2 separate regions of the Homo sapiens genome follow, and region 2 is linked to region 1. Evidence: read pairs that join two places in POLR2A ChIA-PET (ENCODE). Cell type or tissue: HepG2. All regions are shown on one strand. Each heading gives the region's core, and the rest is flanking DNA. Links, peaks and the distances in the headings are about the cores only.

Region 1 (5,000 bases), core at 1-5,000:
GAGACCAGCCTGACCAACGTGGAGAAACCCCATCTCTACTAAAAATATAAAAATTAGCCAGGCATGGTGGCAGATGCCTGTAATCCCAGCTACTTGGGAGGCTGAGGCAGGAGAATCACTTGAACCTGGGAGGCGGAGATTGTGGTGAGCTGAGATCGTGCCATTGTACTCCAGCCTGGGCAACAAGAGCGAAACTCCATCTCAAAACAAACAAACAAACAAACGAAAAAACAAACAGTAGACTTGAACAGAGAGTGAGTGTCTTTTTTGTTTGTTTGCTTTGTTTTTAGTTATACAGTTAAGAAAAAAGGAGAAATCCTGGTAGTAGATAACACAACTTATGATAAAACTGGAAGAACCAAAATAAACATTGAGCAGAGATTCTGAAAGTTCTTAGAGCCTGCTTGCCTCCAAGCCTTAACTTAATTCTGTATCTTCTGTGGTTCCTGTAGTTAGAGCAACATAGCTATTTCCTAAATATCTGTTAATTGAACGATCAGGTGTTAACTCTTAAATACAGGACCCTGTAGAGCAGAGCTCTCTCACTAAGGTCCTGCTACCCCTAAAGGGTCTGTAGAGAGAATTTAGGGGTTCCATGCACTTAAAAAGGAGCAAAAAAATTACTTTTATTTTTATTAACTTCTAACTGAAATGCAGCATTTCCTTTAGTTATGAACATAGACACACATAGGCACAGTGGTATTAGCAGGACCTGTGATATTGTCACCAGTAGAAATCACAGATATTTTCATGTCATGCTTCAGTGGAAGCAGTTACTTTGAATAACTGCCTTTGTTCATCACTGCCATGAAGTTACATTTGTTGTTAAATGTGCTGATAGATCTTTTATTTCATGTCACAGTTGGGTAGAGCTGTTTTGTTATAGGTGAAATGGACGTGTGGAAGGCTGAGTGTTGTGGAATACACTGGAATTCTGTCTTATTTATTTAGATCTTTTATTTCTTTTATTCTTTAATAAAGAAGCACTTATCAGATATCACAGCCTTTTTTTGTCGTTGTTAATATCCCAGAGTTTTTCAAGTTTTAGATGGAATTGTTTTCCTTTTCAGTCCTTTGTATTTTACGTCTTCAAAGCTTTCTCCTGAGGAAAGGGTCTGTGAGCCTTGCCAAACTGGCAGAGCGTCACCAGAAGGCACAGGTTCAGAGTCCTGCTGTGTGCATGGTATCCTTTTTGGGTTTCGTGTGTTTGTTTACACGTGTGTAACCCTGGAGATGCTGTGACTCACCAGTATGTTGTATCAGTTTTGAGGCGTGTGAGAAGACAAGGTAGCCTGCATCGATTAGGGCAGAGGTTCTCGGTTGTGGGCGGGCATGGGGATAAGGAGCGCTGGGGTTCTGATACGCTCCCCTACGTGAGAAATCCTAGAGAAGAGGGCCAGCTACACATTGCTATGCAGATCAGAGCAGACACAGCCCCTTCCTGCACATCCTCCCCCTGAGTGGAGAAACGCGGCTTTACCTTTTAAATTTGGCCCTCACTTGACTTCCTAAGAAGAGGCGAGAAAGCTTTGGGCATCCACCTTTGCCAGGTGGTACAATGACCTTTTCAGAGAAGTTTTAGTGCTTCTCCCAGTCAGGTGGACTTGTAACTCCTGAGTCTGAGAAACACAGAAAATTAAAATGACCCACAAAACAAATATACCCACAACGATGGGACATTTGGGAGAAAGCATAGTCAACGTACGGTACTTGCAGTGTGCTGGGTAATCCTCAGAGTGGCCTGAATTTAATACTCTTGCATTCTGCACATGAGGATGGCGAGGCTCAGGGAAGTTAGGGAAAAGTCACATACCTAGCAAGGTGAGTCAGACCTAGTTTGTCTGGTCTGACTCCATCTCTTACCCAGTATCTCAGATTAGCTACAAAGGGGACAAGAAAACTTCTTGTTTAAGAATGAAATTCATCTGGTGAAATACAAAAAAAGCAAAAACCCCATCAAAACCTTAGTTTCAAAATCTGTCAGTAGCTTATTTATTTATAAATAAATAAAATATATGTCTAACATATTCAAAATTCATTTTTTTTCATGGCTCAGGGCATTGTCCCAAGTGACACTTAGCTTGATACAGCTTAATTTGAAGATGAGGTTTCTTTTTTCCCTGTGATTTTCACCTCCATCCTGTGGCTTGTAGGTCACACTTCCCTAATCCCTGGTGGAAATGACAGTGTGTGCTATAGACTTTTGTAGTCACATAACACGCAGCAGACAGCAGACATGAAAGCTGCTGCATTGGTCTTTAGGTGGCTATGCAACTCTTTTTGGTCCCTTCTTCCAGGGGCTGTTCTATGTAACTTTTTGGTTAAGGAGCATTGATTGAGGGAAAAAAAAAAAAATCCATATCTCACCTGCATATGATCTGCAGACCACCCTCCCTGAGTTTACCTGGAGCAGCTTTTTCCTAAGAAGAGAAGGTTATGAAGCAAATAAGAGTTTCAAAATATTGTTCCATCGTTTGCTTTTACTGTAAAGTAATATTAAGGAATTAGCCAACAGTATTTACTGAGTGACTGGTATTTACCTCTGATCCTTTGAGGACTTGTTTGCATTTCAGCTCAGGTTTTCTGACTAAGGAGATAAAAACATCTCCTGGACTATTTATTTTTTTCCGTGACCTAACCCAAGGACTTTGCACTGGGTTGGACCAATGCAGGCAGCTCTTGAGGCCTTCGGTGCCATCCTACCCTGAGTTGCTTACTTTGCTTATGTGGGAGGAGGGAGGGGGGTCTGGGAACCTGCATATTAAACCAGCTCCCCTTGCCATTTTAACTTTTAAAAATTGAACTTAAAAGTAAACAACAACAACAAAGACCTTTAATCTAGTCCAACCATCATTGTTCACATGGGGCCCCTGAGGTGCGGGGTGCATTGACTTGCTAAGCCTTGCACAGCCAGGGTATGTGGGGCCAGGAATTGTGTGCAGGTCTCCTCACCACTCTAGAGTTGTGTCCATAAAGTAGAACCTACAGTAATATTATTATACCCCCATTTTCACCTTTGCTCATTCACTTGTGTCCACACGGTCACAGACATAGCAAGCGTTTATACGGTTGGTTTTATGGGGCAACGAACCTCATGTTTTTTACTCATGCAGGGCTCATCCCAGGAGAGTGGGAATTTGCTCAAGATAAGGCATGAGGACCCGGAGTATCTGGCATGGAGTTTAACTGGAATCCCTCTACCTCCACCACTGTACCTGGAGGCTCCTGTCTCCCCTCATCCTGTTTGACCCTTGAGCAGGGCCGACACAGTGGTCGCTCCCTTCTGGTCACTCTCCTGGCTTGGCTCCCAGTGCCTCACTTGCCCCCAGAGTTCCCTTTTGTCTCTCTGGACAGTCTTTCCAGCCTCTTTCACCAGTTCTTTCTTTTTCCTCTTCCTCTGAGCTTCCAAATCAGTGGCTGTCAACCCTGATGCACCTAGAGCTTTAAAAAATATAGTCTGCCAGGCGCTGTGGCTCATGCCTGTAATCCCAGCACTTTGGTAGGCTGAGGTGGGTGGATCACCTGAGATCAGGAGTTTGAGACCAGCCTGGCTAACATGGCGAAACTCCATCTCTACTAAAAATACAAAAATTAGCCAGGCATGGTGGCGTGCACCTGTAATCCCAGCTAACTTGGGAGGCTGAGACAGGAGAATCTCTTGAACCCGGGAGGCAGAGGTTGCAGTGAGCCGAGATTGTGCCACTGCACTCCAGCCTGGGTGACAGAGTGAGACTCCATCTCAAAAATGAACAACAAACAAATAAAAATAAATAAAATTTAAAAAAAAAATACAATCCTTGGCCAGGCGTGGTGGCTCACGCCTGTAATCCCATCACTTTAGGAGGCCAAGGCAGGCAGATCATATGAGCCCAGAAGTTCGAGACCAGCCTGGGCAACATGATGAAACCCCATCTCTACAAAAAATTAAAAAAAAAAAAAAAAAAAGCTGGGTGTGATGGTATGCACCTTGTAGTCCCAGCTACTCAGGAGGCTGAGGTGGTAGGATTGCTTGAGCCTAGGAGGTGGACGTTGCAGTGAGCCAAGATCGTGCCACTGCACTCCAGCCTGGGCAACAGAGCGAGACTCTGCCTCAAAAAAAGAAAAAGGAAAAAACCAGCCCTGGAACCAGTCCCCTGCAGATACCAAAATCCATGGATGCTCAAGTCCCTGATATGAAATGGCATAGTATTTGCATTTAACCTGTACACATCTTTCCATATACTCTAAGTCTAGATTACTTGTATTACTTGTAAATGCTATGTTTTTTGTTTTTTTTTTTTTGTTTGGTGTATTTTTTTTTTTTGAGTCAGTCTTCTCCTGTCACCCGGGATGGAGTGAGTGCCTTGGTGCCATCTTGGCTCACTGCATTCTCAACCTCCCAGACTCAAGCCATCCTCCCACCTCAGCCCCCCAGTAGTTGGGACTACAGGCACATGCCACCATGCCTCGCTAACTTTCATATTTTTTTGTAGAGACAGGGTTTTCACCATGTTGCCCAGGCTGGTCTCAAACTCCTTGGCTCAAGCATTCCTCCCACCTCAGCCTCACAAAGTGCTAGGATTATAGGAGTGAGCCACCATGTCCAGCCTAAAATTTTGTATTGTTATTTTATATTGTTTTTTTCCCCCTGAATATTTTTGATCCGTGGTGGATACAGAGGCCTGACTATATATCCTCCCCAGGCCCCACCGTCAGGCATAGTCATTCTAATTGATCCTCAGGTGACTGTGATGTACTCCTCTAAATGTTGGCGTGCCCAGCCTGCTTCTGTCTATATCCTCTCTCCCAAGGCTGTAATACCAGCCACATGTTGGTGACTGCCAAATGTATGCCCACCCTGACCTTCCCTTCCTCCCTCAGCCTCATGTACCCACATACTGAGATTATTAACTCATCCATTGCGGAAAGTGGATTGTTCCCCCTCCACACACATTTGTCTTAATAAATACAACGTGGTTTACCCCATTTCTGTATCCTCCTGGCCATCCACTGGCCCTGTT
Region 2 (11,940 bases), core at 3,158-8,157, 77 kb before region 1:
AGGAAGATGGAAACTCTGGCACCCATAGATACCTATAGTTAACTTTAATGTAAAATAATGACTATTTTTGTGTTCCAACCAATTTTAAAGGTTCCAATTATTTAGGAAAGAGATGAAAGTAAGAAACCATCCCAAATTGTACTACTCAGAAATACCTAGTGTTGGTAGCAGGGAACATCTTGCCAGAGAAACTTCTGTGTGTGTTACGTCTGCCTGACTTTATTTTTAAATAATTCATTTTCATCAAGGCAATCATATGCACATAGCTTTTTAAAACACTCCCCCCCATAGTTTCTTTTCTTTTTTTTTTTTTTTTTGGTAAAATCACATGCACAAAGCCACACAAAACAGTAATAGGATGGTGAATTATAAGATAAATCCTTCTACAATAAACATCCAGGTCAGAAAATAGAACTTTGCCAGCTTCCTTAGTAACCCCTCTCTCCTCCACTCCAAGAGTAACTGCCATCTTTTTATCATAATCTCTAGGCAACATAAAATTTTGCCTGTTCTTAAGAACTTGATATGTATGTTGTCTTTTTCAATCTGCAGGTCCCCCTCCAGGCCTTTCTTTTCCTTACATTTTATCTACTGAGAGATAGGCCGTTGAACCTGTAGAGTTTACCACGGGTCTGAAATAACTTTACTTTTGTGCATACTCACAGTGCACAAAACTAAAGTTTTGGGATTACAGGCATGAGCCACCACAGTGCCCAAGAGTAATGTCAGCATGGCTCTCAGTTCAATGTATTTCCTGCTAATTCCATGTATGTGGTTTTAAAAAAGGCAAATGCTACTCAAAGGTCAATGAAAACCACTGTGGATTCTATTCTGTGTTCCACCTGCTCTACTCTTAGTCTTGTTCCCGAAAAGTCACTGTTTCTAACTTGTAACTTTTTCTTTTTCTTCGGTTACAGTTCTTTTTTTCCTCTACAGTTCTTTTCTTTTTTTTTTTTTTTGAGACAGTGTCTTTGTCTGTCACCTAGACTGGAGTGCAGTGGTGCGATCTCAGCTCACTGCAACCTCCACCCTGGGCTCAAGGGATCCTCCCATCTCAGCTTCCTGAGTAGCTGGGACCACAGGCGCACACCAGCACACCCCACAACAATTTTTGTATTTTTAGTAGAGACGGGGTTTCCCCATGTTGCCCAGGCTGGTCTTGAGCTCATGAGCTCAAAGCAATCCACTTGCCTCAGCCTCCCAAAGTGCTGGGATTACAGATGTGAGCCACTGTGCCTGGCCTGCCTCTGTCATTCTAAATAATATCCTTGTACATGGGACATTATTATTTTTATCTTCTGAGACAGGGTGTCACTCTGTTCCCCACTATGTTGAGCTCACTGCAGTCTCAACCTCGTGGCCTCAAGCAATCCTTCTGCATCAGCCTTTTGAATAGTTGGGATTACAGGTGCCCACCATCATGCCCAGGTATTTTTTGGGGTTTTTAGTAGAAACGGAGTTTCACCATGTTGCCCAGGCTGGTCTTGAACTCCTGGACTCAAGTGATCCACTCACTTTGGCCTTGCAGGCATGAACCACCGCACCCAGCAGGGATGTTATTTTTATTCTGCTCCCATGCTTGACTGCTGGTTGAAATGGATATGGAATTCTAGGTTGAAATAATTTTCCCTCATAGTTCTTTTAACCACCTGTTGTTAAGAAGTCTTTTGCCATCTTGGTTCCTCTTCCTTTTTTATGTCATTCATTTTTTTTTTCTCTGAAAGCTTTTAGAAATATCTAAATTTTGGGGTACTGGGTGGTACTTTTAAAATTCATTATGCCAGGCACTCAGTGGGCCCTTTCCATCTATTTTTTAAAATTATTTATTTATTTATTTACTTACTTTTTCCATCACCCATTTCTTAGTATGAACCTTTCCATCTAGAAGTTTATATTCTTTATTTCTAGGAAGGTTTCTTGTATCATTTCTTTGATAATTTCCTCCTCTCATTGTCCCTCTGTTTTCTCAATCTGGATATCCTCTGGAATTGATCCTCTGTTTTTCTTCATTCTCTATTCTTAATTCTCATTCTTTCATTTGTTTGGTATTTCCTCAGCTTTATCCTTAGTCCTTTTATTTTTCTTATTTCTACTATTCTTTAATTTTCAAAAGCTTTCTTTGTAGCTTTCAAAAGCCCCTCCTAACTTTTTTGGAATGAGTGTCCTAGTCTTATTTTCTGGATACAGTGCCTTCTCTCTCTGAAGGCATTAATGATGATTTTTGGAAGTTTTCTTCTGTTCTATGCATCGTCTCTGTTTCCTGGCTTCTTTCTCTGTTTGCTTTGGTGTCTGTCTGCAAGTTGGAGGCTTTCCTCAGGTGTCTAGTGGTCTTTGGTTGTCCTCATTTGAGGGAGCTGGCTGGAGCTCTATGTGCAGAGCAGGGCTTGTTGACAGTAGGGCTGTGTTATGAACAATAAGACACTTGGCCTTTTTCACCGGGGACTGTTTGGGTATTGGTAGTTTTTTCCCTTGGACTGGTTGGTTTGCCCAGAGGGGAGCCCTCCAGTCCCCTGCTTGGCTGATGATGCTTTGTCAGTCGAGTTGGGGAAGGGAACTGAGGGTGGGGGGGTGTGAGAGTCGGGGGTCTTACACTGCTAAGTATAGATTTACAATCCATTCTCAATCCTACTTTCATTTGTGCCTGGTGTTCCAGAGCCTAAGCTTGTGTGTTCACTTTCTCTGATCAGTTTCTGCTGCAGTGGAGAAGGGACCATTGCCCGGGCGTTCAGGAAGGTGAGGACCTGCAGGAGCTGGAGAGGTATCAGTGCTCATTTATATGAACCTTGGGTCAGTCCTCCCGTTTTTAGCTATAAGCCTGATTCTCCCTTACTACCCTCCAAAGCCCAGTTCCTACAAGCCCTGAACCCCCTTAGAGTTCATCGCTTTTCCTTGGGACCCCTGCAGGTAATCTTGGCCTTGTCCCATTAAGGCAGTTAGGCTTTGTCTAGCTGTTTTTTCATCTTCCAAAAATCTGTCAAAAATTTTCATCCTTTTTTCCGTTTTCTTTGTCCTTGTGGGTTTATTATATCTTATTTTTAATTTTTATTTTTTTTGAGATGGAGTCTTGCTCTATTGCCCAGGTTGGAGTACAGTAGTGCTATCTCAGCTCACTGCAACCTCCACTTCCTGGGTTCAAGCAATTCTCCTGCCTCAGCCTTCTGAGTAGCTGGGATTACAGGCCTGTGCCACCGCGCCCAGCTAATTTTTGTATTTTTAGTAGAGACGGGGTTTCACCATGTTGGCCAGGCTGGTCATTATTATATCTTTTAAAAACTTCCTTTATGGTCACTTTGGTGGGAATTAAGGAAATAAAGTCGGAGACCCTCTGGTTCACTTTCTTATTTTGAAGGAGAATTTTTATTTTTATGTGCAGAAGAGCTCACATTATACATTTAATTCTTAAAAATTTTAAATTTTATTATTTTTTGTAGCAGTTGGGTCTCGCCATGTTTCCCAGGCTGGTCTTGAACTCCTGGGCACAAGCAGTCTACCTGCCTTGGTCTCCCAAAGTGCAGGGATTATGGGCTTGAGCTGCCGCGCCTGGCATTCATTTAATTTTTAATCCAGTTTCATGGCAACTTGTTTGGCCTTTGTCTTTTCCAGGTGGGCTTGGCTGTGCAAGCCTTGGGTTTGTGGCCCAGGGCATTGCCTCCCCAGCAGTGCAGATCTCATCATATCTGTCATTGTTGTAGATCCTGATAGCTTTCACCATTCTAGCCAGAGAGAGCTCTTAGTTGTCTGAATTAACCAGTGAAGGTGAGGGTGGTGCAGATTTTTCTATGGCGTTTCCTTTGATAATTCAGTAGGGAGCCTCCATTCTATGCCCAAGAGAGGGAGGAAGACAGCCAACCCAGTGGATCCATGCCTTCTCATTTTCCACCAAGGTGGGGATGGTATTAACCCTGTTGGAAGGTCAGATGCTCTTAGCAGGGACTTCCCCTTTATCTGCAGCTTTCTCTAAATCCTGGGCCAACATCTGCAGCTTATTTTCTTGCTTTGGCTGTCCTTTCTCCATATGGACCAGCTTGAGCAGCTGAGTGGCTATTCGATGGCCCACGACCTGAGTGAACTGGCCTTCAAAGGCTCAGAGGAGATGGCTAGCCCTTTGCTACTTGCACTTGAATGAGCCATTATGAGAAAGATAGGATGGAGAATTCTGAGTGATCTGGGAGACTGAGAGACCTTTATCTTTTAAGACATGAAAGACAATGGAGGTCTGGCTGCTTCACCCCCAATTCCCAGAATACAGTCCTGGTGGCTATCCAGATGTGTGTGGCTGAGATTTTTTTCCTTCTTAAACTTATTCCTCTTTGAGCCCTATCTTCTCTACTACCCAGTGACGTGACTCATTTGGAAGCCACCCTGTGCCTTTGTGATATGACAGCTTAGCATGTGACCAGCTTTTGAATGATTAAATCTGCAGACTCCATCAGAAGCAAGGAGTAATCTGTGAAGTCCAAACTCACAAAGTAGTTAAAGATGATTATAAATTAAAGAAGCACCACCTGGGCGGGTCTCTAAGGGACATGGCATCAGCCCTGTGCTGAACAGTCCATTGTGTCATATCTTAGGGATTATGTGGCTTGACATTACTTGCTCTTTCAGCAGTAGCCCTCACTATAGTCCCCAACCAGTACCGTCAGCATCACTGGGAGCTTGTCAGAAATGCAAATTCTTGGGTCTTCAGACCTCAGAAACTCAGGCATGGGGGCCCAGCAATCTGTGTTCTAACAAGCCCTTCAGGAGATTCTGATGCTCTTTACTGGTTTAGATGATCTTGTAGACTGGTGCAAAAGTCAGTCCTTCTGGGTTTGGGGGTTGCTCCCACATAGCCTGGAAGGAGGGAACAGTAGTCTTATCTGAGGCTTCCTCAGGGAAATAACCCTCCAGCTTAAGGCCTCTTATGCTATTGTTGAGCAGATTCAGCCTCTGATTTAGGAAAGTAGCCAATTGGAGCAAAAAGCATGATTCAGTCTTGAAGGAAAAAAATAACTTGGGCTACTCTGCGTCATGTGAAGAAGTAACTGGGTCTCGTGTGGATGCCAGTGATAACAGTTGGCATACTGGGGATTTCCTTCTAATCTTTATTCTGTGTGCATGCAGGATGTGCATTTAATCTAGTTGGGATCCCATTGTATGCATTGTTCTGTATTGCCCCCTCCCCCATTATGAAAGAGTCCCGTGACACCACAGTGTTAAGGACTGAGGTGGTAAGGGCTCCAGGATGTCAGTGGCTATCAGAGGTCCCCAGCTCTGAGAAAACTGGTGGCTGAATGCGTAGTCCCCGAAGAAGTCATTTTCCCAAGGCATTTGGAGTTGTTGGTGCTACTGGCACATTTTGGACCTCTGTTAAGGGGAAAGACAGGGGGAGCTGACTGACTGGGCTACTCCATTGCCATTTAGATTTCCTGACTCTGCAAGCTGGCTGAATGTTGCTTTTTCATGTGCTGCCTGGACTAAAGCTGTCTGATTCTTTCCTTCTGAACAATGGCTGTTTTTATGAGATCTTGCTTCTCCCAGGCAGTGGCCCACACAGTGAAGTCTTTTCTTTCCCGTTTGTGTAAGCTAGTGGACCTTATGGACTCTGTCTGGCTGACTTTTCTCTAATGTTTACAGTTCGTGTAGTGTGATAGCCGAGCTCATTTTCCGTGTGAAGAAAAAGAAAAGGTGGATAATGGACCGCCTCCCCCTCCCTGCCTCCAGAAAAAAAGGCACTCAGAGAGAAAAGACTGCAGTCCCATTCAGAGTCGGGTGGGGGGGGGGGGCGGGGGATGGCAAAGGGGGAGGGTAAAAGAGGACCCTTAGGGCAAATGACTGTTCTGGGGATGGGGTGGGGAGTCAGCCTTCTTGGGGGAGCTGGGGATACTTTGTGTAGGGCCCCATTCTGTGGTATGGGCTTCTTTCCTCCTGGACCCTGGTGTAGGCTGGAGAAATCAGTATTATGGAAGCCACTGCCTCCTCACCCCGCCCCCAGGATCTAGGCCCAGAGGACCTGGCAAAAGCTGGGTTGGCACCCACACCCAGGACCTGCCCGAGCCAAGTCCACGCTGCCCCTGCCTGACCTGGGCTGGTCAAGTAGAGTAGGCCTGAACTGCCCGGGTGAAGGAGTATCCCAAGTCCATCATACCGCCTTTCCCCTCCCTCACCAAGGGAAAATGAAACCCCACGTGCCGAGGGCTACCTTTGCTTTTTCTGTTACCTTTGATGGATTGACTGCTCATCCCACACAATTGGGACCAAAATCTCTGGCCCTGCAATCAGTCTGCCCTACTCTGATGCTTGCTTAAGCTGTGACAAAAGATACTTGGATGCACAAAGGTCTCTTTTGAGTTTAATTGGAATTTCTCTAAACACTCTGACTCTCCCTGAATCTTCCCTGTTTCCTAAGACCAACATCGTGGAGTCAGTAGATTTAGTGAGCACCTGCTAATTACCACTGGGGTGTTGAGGATTCAGGGTAGACAGCGACCTGTCCTTATAAAGCAAGCTAACATTTGAGTATGTATCTGTGCATACTCAATGAAAAATGAATTTCATTATTTACCTGAATAACGAAATATTCAGGGCTCCTTATGTGCTAAGTACTGTGCTAAGCACTTTGTCAACATAATCAATAAATACTTTTGAAGTGAGTGACCTCCTTCAGCACCCCCTTTGGCTGGAGAGTCAGGCCTGGCTGGTTTCATGGTCCACCCTGCTGTCCTTCCTCATCTGGTGCCCCAGCCTGGTAGGCAGAGGCAAGGAGAGGCAGGTACAGGGTGCACCTTGAGAGCCTTGCAAGCCAGAATCAGGAGCTTGGGTTTTATTTTAGCAATGATAGGAAGCCGTAGGTGAGTTTAAGCAGGAGAATCATAAATAACTCACCCCAGGTCACCTCACCAGCAAATCAGTTATATAGCCAGACCAAGAACCAAGGACTTCACATTTCTACCTAGCCTGGTGCCTGGAAGAAGCATTCATTCCATTGGAAGACTCAGCTGTTTTCTATAAAAACAGCCTTCTCCTCTTTTACCACCATCGTACTTGTTCCCAGCATGGTAGAAATATTTTTGAAGTTATTTTATATATAGTAGAAATTGTATGTATGGTGAAAAGTGGAAATAACTTTTTTATTCCCTGAAGCAAACATAACTAAGTCAGTGAAAGTTGAATCATTTTCCATTTTACAAACTAACCATTGCCATGATTATCTCTGAACTTTTGTTAATAATACAGCTGTGTATGCCCAAAGCTGTAGACTTAAATTTTTTTTTAATTTGTAAATGATCTACAGCAAACTAGATTTTTTTTTTTTTTTTTTTTTTTTTTTTTTTTTTGAGACAGAGTCTCACTCTGTCACCCAGGCTGGAATACAGTGGCGCGATCTGGCTTACTGCAATCTCTGCCTTCCAGGTTCAGGAAATTCTCCTGTCTCAGCCTCCATAGTAGCTGGATTTACAGGCATGTGCCATCATACCCAGCTAATTTTTGTATTTTTAGTAGAGACAGGGTTTCGCCATGTTGGCCAGGCTGGCCTCAAACTCCTGACCTCAAGTGGTCTGTCCTCCTTGGCCTCCCAAAGTGCTGGGATTACAAGAGTGAGCCACTGCACCCAGCCTGAATTTTAACACATGTATAGAGTCATGTAACCACCCCAAGGATACAAAATAGTTCTGACACCCCAAAGAAACTGCCCGTAAAACTCTCTCTCTTTATAAAACTCTCTCCCATAGACTTTTTAAAAAGCTTTGTTAAAATAACAGCTTTATTGAGATATGATTAACATACCATTCAGTTGTCACATCTAAAGTATGGAATTCAATGGTTTTCAGTGTTTACAGAGTTGTGCAACATCACCACAGCAAATCTTATTTGTTGAGACAGGTTCTCTTGCTCTGTTGCCCAAGCTGGAATGCAATGGTGTGATCATGGCTTACTGCAGCCTCGACCTCCTGGGCCCAGGCAATCCTCCCATATCAGCTTCCTGAGTAGCTGAGATCACAGGCGTGTGCCACCATGCTCTGCTAATTTTTTAATTTTTTTGTAAAGATGGAGTCTCCTTATGTTGCCAAGGCTGGTCTTGAACTCCTGGCTTCAAGCGATCCTCCTTCCTCGCCTGCCAAAGTGCTGAGATTATAGATGTGAGCCACTGTGCCCGGCCATCCACAATAAATTTTAGAACACTTTCTTCACCCGCAAAAGAAACCCTGTATCCATTAGCAGTTACTCCCCATTTCCCCCAATCCTCTAGCCCCAGGCAACTACTAATCTACTTTATGTTTGTATAGACTTTCCTCTTTTGGACATTTGTTATACATGGAATCATACAATATGTAGTCCTTTGTGACTGGCTTTTTTCACTTAGCATAACGTTTTCAGAGTTCACCCATGTTGTAGTAGGTATCAGTACTTCATTCCTTATTATTGCTGTATAATATTCCATTGTTATGTATTTTTAATATTTAGTTTATCCTTTCATTAGTTGGTAAACTTTTGGATTATTTCCACTTTTTGGCTATTGTGAATAATGTTGCTGTGAACATCTGTAGACTTTTTTTTATTGTGGACATTTGTTTTCATTTCTTTATGTTGATACCTATGAGAGGAATTGCTAGATCATGTGGTAACTCTGTATTTAACATTTTGATAAATTGCCAGACTGTTTTCCAAAGTGGCTGCGCTATTTTACATTCCCACCAGCAGTGAGTGAGGGTTCTGGTTTGTCCATGTCCTTGCCAATGCTTGTTATTATCTGTCTTTTTGATTATAGAAATCCTTGTGGGTATGAAGTGGTATCTCATTATGGTTTTGATTTGCATTTTCCTGATGGTTAATGATGTTGAGCATTTTTTCATGTGCTTGTTGACTTTTGAAATTATTATTGAAATAATTATTGGATAACAGATGTTAAAAACATTTCAACAGAAGCAGAAATATTTTATATAATTGATTTTAAAATTATATTGAGCAAAGTTATTAGCTGATTATTAAAGAGATTATTTTACCCTGGAGAATTATTAGAAATTTTGAAATTAAAAACATTCTTTTGTTTACCCAGAAATCTAGAAGAAAGGTTAAAATTTCCACTTTTTAATATTGTCCCAAGTGCAACATAAAAGTATGCATTTTTCATATCTTAACCTTTAAATGTATGCCATGTTAGGATACAATATTGAGTGCTTGTATATTTTTGAATTCACAGTCCTTTTTTCTGCCCCGATTGTAATAATAGGCTATTCTACATCCTTCTTAATACCTTTTAGCTCAACATTTCTATTTCCAATATTAGGATTTTAAAAATAAAAATCTTGTGTGAGAGACAAAGTAAAGTACCAAAATTGCCTCAGTTAGAGGAGCCAGTTTTCTGTGGATTTGAACCAACCTGTAACCTGAGCCGTGCACAGCTGCCATGAATAGAACAGGGACCTGGTGAAGGGCACCTTCTGCCACTTTGGCCGATTGAGATCCAGCAACCTCCTGGCTGGCAGTGATCATGAAGATGGGAACTAGGACACTGGTGCATTTTAAGGTGCAGTAATTAAAGGCACTCTAAATTACTCTTTGCTGTTTAGACCACCTGGGCTGTCCAGTGCTACTTTGGATACCAAGGAAAATGGAATATTCTTATGTAAATATGGATGGACCATGAGCTCCTGGAGGGCTGGAATCCAGTTTTGTGCAATTGTTTTCTCCACAAAGACTGACAGTAGGTTCACGGTCCTGCTTCTTGAATGAAGGAAGAAGGGAAGGAATGAAGGGTGAATGATGGGAGTAACAGAAATTGATTGCCAATTCACATCCATCTCTGCCACACTTTCTTCTTTCCTAATAGAATCCAGATTTCATTCCATTCTTAAGCCTCCTTTGCAGCATGCTGGAGTAGGGGTTGAGGAGGCGTCCAGTGGGTATTGATTGGTCCAGGCCAATCACAGTGGCCCCATTCCCTTTGCTGTAGTTGTGACTGGGCCGATTGGGATCAGAACAAGTGGGCTGCAGTTTCCTGGGGAGGTTTTGTTATGTTTGCTGGTGATGCTGTATCTGCTGCTCTCATCTTGTGATCTGAGGAGAACCTGCTGGAAGGCGAGCACTGACCTGCTGTGTGTGGCCAAGCAGAAAGGGAGCAGACGAACTTAGATTCTGGGGTTGGCTCTGTCTCATTTGCATCTTGGGCAGGCCACATGTCTCTCCTCCATCAAGTGTCCTGTAACCTGGAGAACTCACCCTGGTTCACCTGACACGTGGCCCACACCATGTTAATCAGTTTGTGCTTTTATTCTTAAGTATTTGAAGGAACCAGAAAATACAACCAACTGAAAGGCGTTTTCATTTTAAATGCCTGTAAACCTGAACATGTCATTCAGTGAGCTTCCTTGTAAAGCTGAACTCAAATATCATTTCCTCCTTTACTGCTACCCAGGTTTGCCCTTCGCCCCTTGGTTGGGTTATTTTTGCCACCTTTAAGCTCTTCTGGTTTGGCTGCTGCTTCTCTTACTGCTCTGCCACAGTGGGCATTTCATTGGGAAGTGAGACTTGTGGCCGGCTTCTGGGTAAAATACTCCTTGGAACCTCCTCATCTTTAAAATATAGATAATACTCATGTACCTTGGCAGTTGTGGAGATTGACGAAGACAAGGTTTGTTTGTAAGTATGCTTTTGCCTTTAAATTTCATTTTATCATGTTCATCTTTATTATGATAACTGAGGACTGGAGGGAACCTTTATTTTTAAATTTAATTTAATTTATTTATTTTTTGAGACAGAGTCTCACTCTTGTTGCCCAGGCTGGAGTGCAGTGGTGTGATCTCAGCTCACTGCAACCTCTGCCTCCCGGGTTCAAGCAATTCTCCTGCCTCAGCCTCCCCAGTAGCTGGGATTACAGGCGCCCCCGCCACAACGCCCAGCTTATTTTTTAATGTATTTTTGGTAGAGACGAGGTTTCACCATGTTGGCTGGTCTGGTCTTGAACACCTGACCTTGGACGATCTGCCTGCCTCGGCCTCTCAAAGTGCTGGGATTACAGGCATGAGCCACCATGCCTGGCCTGGAGGGAACCTTTAAAGTCAACCTGTCCTACCTCCTGGCTGATGCAGGGATCTCCCTTTAATGTCCATTGTGGGCCTTGCCCATTGTTTGGTGGCCCATTTGAATTGTTGCGCTGAGCTCCCACCCCCACACACAACAGATCGTAAGATACGCCATTGCTTTATGTACCTCTAAGAAAGCAAAAAATGCTACAAAGTAAGCATAGTAAAGGACGATTGGCTATAAGACAAAATTCAATTTTAGAGATATTGAAATGTGAAAAAATGTGTATCTTAAGAGATTTACTCTTTACCATCTGCTCTGTGCTGCAATTTTTTTAAAGATAAAGTGCTAATTTACTGAATTTAAAATAAATCCAGGTGTGTATGCATGCGTGTATATATTTGTATGTATATGTATACACACAAATATACATACGTATGATATAAGTAGGCTTTGGACTTCAGGGAACTTTTTTTTTTTCCTTTTGAGACAGGGTCTTGTTCTGTTGCCCAGGCTGGAGTGCAGTGGTGCGATCATGGCTTGCCGTAGCCTCAACCTCCCAGGCTCAAGTGAATCTCCCCCTCAGCTTCCTGAGTAGCTGGGACTATAGGCATGCACCACTATGTCTGGCTAATTTTAAAAAATTTTTATTAGAGACGAGGCCTCTTTGTGTTGCCCAGGCTGGGACTTCAGGGCCCTGTCAAGTGTGCTTCTGTGTGTATACAGATTTTGAGATTCCCATCCCTGCTCTCCACTCCAGGATAGGACCTGAGTTAACCATATTTTAGAAAGATAATGACTTGTCTTCATCAGTTATCTTTTTGATAGTCTTTATGAATTCTAATAAAATTTTCAAAACAGTGGCTAAAAGAGAACTGTGGCCTGTTTCTCCCTGTGCCTATCAGCAGGCCTCGGGGATTTCCTTTCTTCCTCGTG

The links. Peaks named below come from ENCODE experiments on the same cell type or tissue, not always from the same donor. Only the 100,000 strongest peaks of a DNase experiment are listed, where the experiment ranks them.
Region 2: POLR2A ChIA-PET joins it to region 1 with 5 read pairs; 3 of 35 experiments call an interaction of 5 or more read pairs at or near these places.

What each region holds. Positions count from the first base shown.
Region 1 is chr3:42,127,977-42,132,976 of GRCh38, forward strand. The region is part of intron 2 of TRAK1 (trafficking kinesin protein 1); the gene reads left to right. Among named protein-coding and RNA genes, the nearest start is that of TRAK1, 39 kb to the left of the region's middle. In HepG2, for the core only: no CTCF peak of the experiment used is centred there; DNase peaks (open chromatin) are centred at 1,225, 1,795, 2,225 and 2,635.
Region 2 is chr3:42,047,623-42,059,562 of GRCh38, forward strand. It overlaps a transcript of TRAK1 not described here and the pseudogene RPL7AP83. Among named protein-coding and RNA genes, the nearest start is that of TRAK1, 38 kb to the right of the region's middle. RefSeq lists enhancers at 3,900-4,401, 9,901-10,010. In HepG2, for the core only: no CTCF peak of the experiment used is centred there; DNase peaks (open chromatin) are centred at 5,559, 6,142 and 7,859; H3K4me3 peaks cover 1,584 bases.